2 separate regions of the Homo sapiens genome follow, and region 2 is linked to region 1. Evidence: read pairs that join two places in POLR2A ChIA-PET (ENCODE). Cell type or tissue: CD4-positive, alpha-beta T cell. All regions are shown on one strand. Each heading gives the region's core, and the rest is flanking DNA. Links, peaks and the distances in the headings are about the cores only.

Evidence for each region. Peaks named below come from ENCODE experiments on the same cell type or tissue, not always from the same donor. Only the 100,000 strongest peaks of a DNase experiment are listed, where the experiment ranks them.
Region 2: POLR2A ChIA-PET joins it to region 1 with 12 read pairs; 6 of 35 experiments call an interaction of 5 or more read pairs at or near these places.

Annotation. Positions count from the first base shown.
Region 1 is chr14:89,446,195-89,449,111 of GRCh38, reverse strand. It overlaps a transcript of FOXN3 not described here. Among named protein-coding and RNA genes, the nearest start is that of FOXN3-AS1, 30 kb to the right of the region's middle. In CD4-positive, alpha-beta T cell, for the core only: no CTCF peak of the experiment used is centred there; a DNase peak (open chromatin) is centred at 1,381.
Region 2 is chr14:89,613,577-89,616,493 of GRCh38, reverse strand. It overlaps a transcript of FOXN3 not described here. Among named protein-coding and RNA genes, the nearest start is that of FOXN3-AS2, 39 kb to the right of the region's middle. RefSeq lists an enhancer at 1,861-1,950. In CD4-positive, alpha-beta T cell, for the core only: no CTCF peak of the experiment used is centred there; no DNase peak of the experiment used is centred there.

The DNA.
Region 1 (2,917 bases), core at 243-2,742:
TTGTGCTTTAATTCCTTGTAAAGTTCCTGTAACACACAAGAGAGATGCAGAAATCATCCCACTTTGAAGATGGAGAAATGAAGACCCAGAAGGTAACCTTGACCCAATAATTTTGTGACAGAGGTGGGATTTGAATCCAGGATTTCTTTTCTTTCTTTTTTTTTTTTGAGACAGTGTTCTTGCTCTGTTGCCCAGGCTGGAGTGCAGTGGTGCAATCACAGCTCTCACTACAGCCTTGACTTCCCAGGCTCAATTGGTCCTCCCACCTCAGTCTCCTGAGTAGCTGGGACTACAGGCGCCGCACCACCCCATCTGGCTAGTTTTTGTATTTTTTTTTTAGAGATGGGGTCTCCTGATGTTGCCCAGGCTGGTCTTGAACTCCTGGGCTCAAGCCACCCTCCTGCCTTGACCTCCCAAAGTGCTGAGAATACAGGTGTTAGCCACCGCACCCCACCCAGGATTTCTTATGTAGAGAATATAAGTAACTTTTCATCTTTTGCCCTGTCAGACAGGGTCATTGTGAAAAATCAGTGATTTCCCAGGGCAATCAACTCTCAGCCCTGTGGGAGGAGAGAGGGAGAAGCAGTGGGCAAAGGGGAGGAGGATCAAGCTGGTGATCACGTTTGTATCCTGAGTGCCTTGTGTACAGGATGGTGTGGTGCAGGGAGGGTGCATGTGGGTGTTCGAGCCTCTTCCTTGCTGACATGGTCCTGCTGACTTCCCAGTGAGCACCCACCTTATGCAGATCCTGGGCTGGGAACTTTAAGCTTCAGGATCTATAGAGCTCCATTTTCTTCCCACAAATCACCTCCTTGACCTGTGTGTGTGGGCGTGGGGCGGGAAGAAATGATATGAACTCTTTGATCAATACATTCATTTGGAATTTATTTAGCTGATTTTATATGAGGAAGAACCCAACTTTTTCTAAGAAACAAATATGAAAAGTGTGTTTTGAGGCTAACAGTATATCTTTAATGTGTACATGTAAGAAGAAAGGCATCGGCAGGCACAGTGGCTCACGCCTGTAATCCCAGCACTTTGGGAGGCCGAGGCGGGCGGATCACGAGGTCAGGAGTTCGAGACCAGCCTGACCAACATGGTGAAACCCCGTCTCTACTAAAAATACAAAAATTAGCTGGGCGTGTTGGCAGGTGCCTCTAATGCTACTTGGGAGGCTGAGGCAGGAGAATCGATTGAACCTGGGAGGCGGAGGTTGCAGTGAGCCGAGATGGTGCCATTGCACTCCAGCTTGGGCAACAGTGTGAGCTCCGTCTCAAAAAAAAAAAAAAAAAAAAAAGGAAGAAAGGCATCAGGAAACCACTGCGGATGATGACTTTCAACTGCAGATATTTACAGACAAGTCAAGCAAAACAGACTTGGTAGCAGAGAGACCCAGATTTGGTGTGGGTCACTGTTTATGTGGAAAGACTGGGTTTTTTTGTGCGGCCCTTGGGAGCCTGCCGGTCTCCTAGGCATGGGGTGTGTTTCCTAGTAGAGTATATATTTGGATGCTGGGAGTTGGTACTTCTCCTCGTGGCAATATTAGGTGCCACACAGTGTTTTTCAACAGAGAGGATGTCAGAGGGAGGGCTGGTGAAAGTTCAGAAAGACACTTTATACTATGTGGGGTTGCTGGATATCAGAGTGAACTTTGAGTCTAGCCCTCAGTTTTTCATTAAAACACCTGCTGAAGGATTTCACAGTTCCTTCCCGCCGCCCACCTTCTTAACTCACATACTCATCTCTGTGGAGAAAACTAGGCGTTCACTCTCCTGTATGACTGGTGGAGGAAGTAAATGAAGATTGTCTTTACAGAGACCAATTTGGCATCAGGTATCCAAGGCATTACAACGGGAATACCCTTGGACCCAGCAATTCTGCTTTTAGGAATTCGTTTTTTTTTTTTTTCCTTTTTGTGACGGAGTTTTGCTCTTGTTGTCCAGGCTGGAGTGCAATGGCGCGATCTCGGCTCACTGCAACCTCTGCCTCCCGGGATCAAGCGATTCTTCTGCCTCAGCCTCCCCAGTAGCTGGGACTACAGGTGCATGCCACCACACCCGGCTAATTTTGTATTTTTAGTAGAGACGGGGTTTCTCCATGTTAGTCAGGCTGGTCTCGAACTCCCGACCTCAGGTGATCCACCCGCCTTGGCCTCCCAAAGTGCTGGAATTACAGGCATGAGCCACCGTGCCCGGCCCAGGAATTCATTTTAAGGAAATAGAGATCTGTACAAGATATATTAATGAATCTGGCTGTTCATTTGGCCTTGTTCATAATAGTGGAAAACTGCAAATAACTTAAATATCCAAAAAGTGGCAAGTGGCCAAACCATGGGTCATTCACTCACTCTGCAGTTTATTGAATGCCTACTATGTGCCAGGCACCTGGTAGGTGTGAAAAGTGTGTAGTGACAACCAAGGCAGATATGGTCTCAGCCCACATGGAGCTCACAATTTTGTTGTTGTAGAAACAAATTTCATACAATATGAAGTAGAAAAAAGTGGAGTACTAAGTGTATTTACAGTGTGATTCCATTGTTGTTAAATAAATAGAAAAACTCTTTTCTAAGTTGTCCACAGTGGTCATTATGATTTTTGTAATTTCTTAAAAAAGTGACTTTTAGGGACAGGTACAGTGGCTCATGCCTGTAATCTCAGCATTTTGGGAGGCCAAGACAGGCGGGTCACTTGAGGTCAGGAGTTTGAGACCAGCCTGGCCAACATGGTGAAACCCCGTCTCTACCAAAAACACAAAAATTAGCCGAGCGTGGTGGCGCATGCCTGTAATCCCAGCTACTCGGGAGGCTGAGGCAGGAGAATCGCTTGAACCCAGGAGGTGGAGGTTGCAGTGAGCCGAGATTGGGCCTTCGCACTCCAGCATGGGGAACAGAGTGAGACTCTGTCTCAAAAAAAAAAGA
Region 2 (2,917 bases), core at 262-2,761, 170 kb before region 1:
TGCCTGGTACTTTGGGAAATATAAGAGAGGGTGTTCTCAGAGGCTAACCAGGGAAAGGAAAATCTAAATGAAAATAAGAACTGTTTCAAAAATCCCATTATTATTACCCAGTTGACTTAAATAGAAAAGTTTCCTCTTTTGTGGATGGGGAAGAGTGCTTTTGTTTTTAGGATAATTGAGACGTTCCCAGTATCAAAATTGCAAATATTTCCAGTATCTTGGTAATGATTTCCATGAGGACTATAAAGAAAAAAGTTTGGAGACCTCCCCTCCCCCTAGCCTCCACCCCCAACCCCGTTCATTTTGCTAAGCAAAAAATAACCAGAGGCCCTGTACTAAATTTTGACTTTGAGGATCAACATCGAACCTTGTAAAATATAAAGCAAATACATTTCTTATATTTTTCTAATCTTGTTAATGGCAGTCTTCAGATTTTATGTTCTTGATATTCATTTAGAAACGTCTTCCTTTAAGTCATGGCAATTTGAAGCATTGAATAGCTTTATCTTAATTGATAATGGTCAGTTTTAAAACTTGTTCAATTAACAATTTGGTCTTTTTAAAAAGCAGCAAATTTCCCTTATTTTCATCAACTAATTGCATGGGGAGTGGGGAGGAGGAGAGTCCTAACTCTATTTTAATGTTTAATATTCTGCATGTATGTCGTAGAAATATATACTGTAGAAGTTAAATATTTGACAACATGGGATTATGAAATATATGCTAAATCACCCAGATATTTAACTGATTAGGACTTGGTAAAGAAGATTAAGTTTAATGGGACAACTGGTCTCTTTTAGCAAGGATTTCCTGTAGGGAGCTTTCTTATCTGCAAGTGTGTTCATTGGCAGGAAACATGTCAGTTGCTTGTTTTTACAAACTGAAGGAAATGAATGGGATTTGTTGGTTTCTAGAATCTACCTTCATTCTCTATTGTCTTGCAAATAGTTGGCTCAGAACACTTCGTTTCGAAAGGGGCTTTGGAGTGGTACAATTCATTCTCTGCAAACCTGTGGCATTTAGGTTTATTTCTTTCTGATTTTGGAATTAGGAAAATTGATCGTGGTACAACCATGTGCAACTTATTTTCCTAATACAAATGAACAAGATGTTCAATACAATTCCAATTCATTTTCAGTTGTCAGCTAGTTACTCACACACTCACTGAAGCTGCTGTTTTTGGATGGCTATGCCAAATTTCTAATAATTATTCCAGAATACCAACCAAATGCCAGTGTCGATTTTGGATTAGTGTAGAGAGGTAAAGAGAAAGAGGCAGCTTCATTCTTCTCATTGCTTATAACAAAAGGTCCATAAAGAATACACGTTAGGTATATGCCAACCTTGCTGATAGCAAAAAAAAAAAAAAAAAAAAAATCGAAATTGGGGATGGGTTGGCTAAATCCAGTTTATAGTACACATGAGAAAAACAAATTTTAACTTTGAAAGGATTTGCTGTGCAGAAGTCTGGATTAGTTTCTGAATGTTGAAAATGAGTATATTTAATTGCTTCAATTCCTAGATGTTTCAAATTCGGGAAGAGGAGAAAAGGGTAAGCTTCTTTAAAGGAAAATAAATGCATCCGCCTCCATTTGCAGAGAGCAGCCTGGTGAGGGAGGTTAAGAGTGCCTGAGGGAGACGGAACCATTTCTTGCAATGGTTTGCACACATTTTCATAGACATCATTTTTGTTTTCTACTTAGCAACAAATAGAATCTTATGCAAGACCCTAATATATGAGTCAAATAAAAACAGAGCTGCTCTGAGGGAACTAGGAGCCCAGAGCCTGCTATTGTCACCTGGGCTGTGCCCAGGGCACACTCTGGAACCCAGTACCACTGTGTACACAGTTTGCAAATCACTGCTTCTAAAATGTTCTCTAGAGAAGACCTTGGGGAATTGCTTGCAGAGCCCTGGAACCTCTTAGCGAAAGAGAGAACTTTTGCCTTGACAATTTAAGAGGCTGCTTGTGCTCATAGTGAGCAGGAAAAAGGTGGCAATTAGTGACGTAATACAGTGTACCCTAGGAAGCCTACGTACATACAGAAAAAGATGACTGACCACAAGCATGAAAGAGCCCTGGCCCAGTCTATAATGAGAGGGAAGGCATATTTTTAGGGGTTACTTATAAACCAGGGCCCCTTTTATTTATAAATTATAGGAACATCATATGGAGGTGTTTGAGATTAGTTGGTTATAATTTTGCTGGAAATGCATGGCTTTATTCTATTTCCACCTCAAGATCTGTTCTATCACTGTTATTCTATTAGTCAGTGAAAATAATTTCATATGAAGTGTCATTCATGAAATGAAAATTTGCCAAGCTATATAAATCTGCTTGGCAGACTCAGTAGTGTTTTGAGTGTTGAGTAAAATGATAACACACAGATGATATTTGCATATCATCAAATATATTCACATTATCTCCTCAATGATGAGATTGTTCTGAAATGGCAGTATTGAGATCGGGCTCAGTTTTCCCCCTTACATCCCAGAAGCTGTCAGTATTGAGGATTTCTAGGGGTGGCAGGCAGAGGAATCCCCTTCAGTTCCACTCTTGATTTTCACAATCACTAGATTCACCTCTGCCTGGTATGGAGATGAGAAATCAGGAGACTCTTCATTCAGGCAAACCGCAGTAGAACTGTGCTGCTCATGGCCACAGCCAACCTCCCTGCATTGTTTCTCAGAGGGAGTTCAGTTGAGGAGTCTATAGAAGTAGAAAGGACAGACCCCTCTGTACATTCTCCTGTTACTTTCATTGTGCTTGCCATGTTTCTACTACCTGCATGGGGTTAGAGATGACAATTAAAATAATAAGTTTTCCAGGAAGCCAAAGATCTTCCAACAATTTGTGCTGGGAAAAAAAAATTACATATGAAATATTTCCTTTACAAAGATGAAACTAGCATAAGGA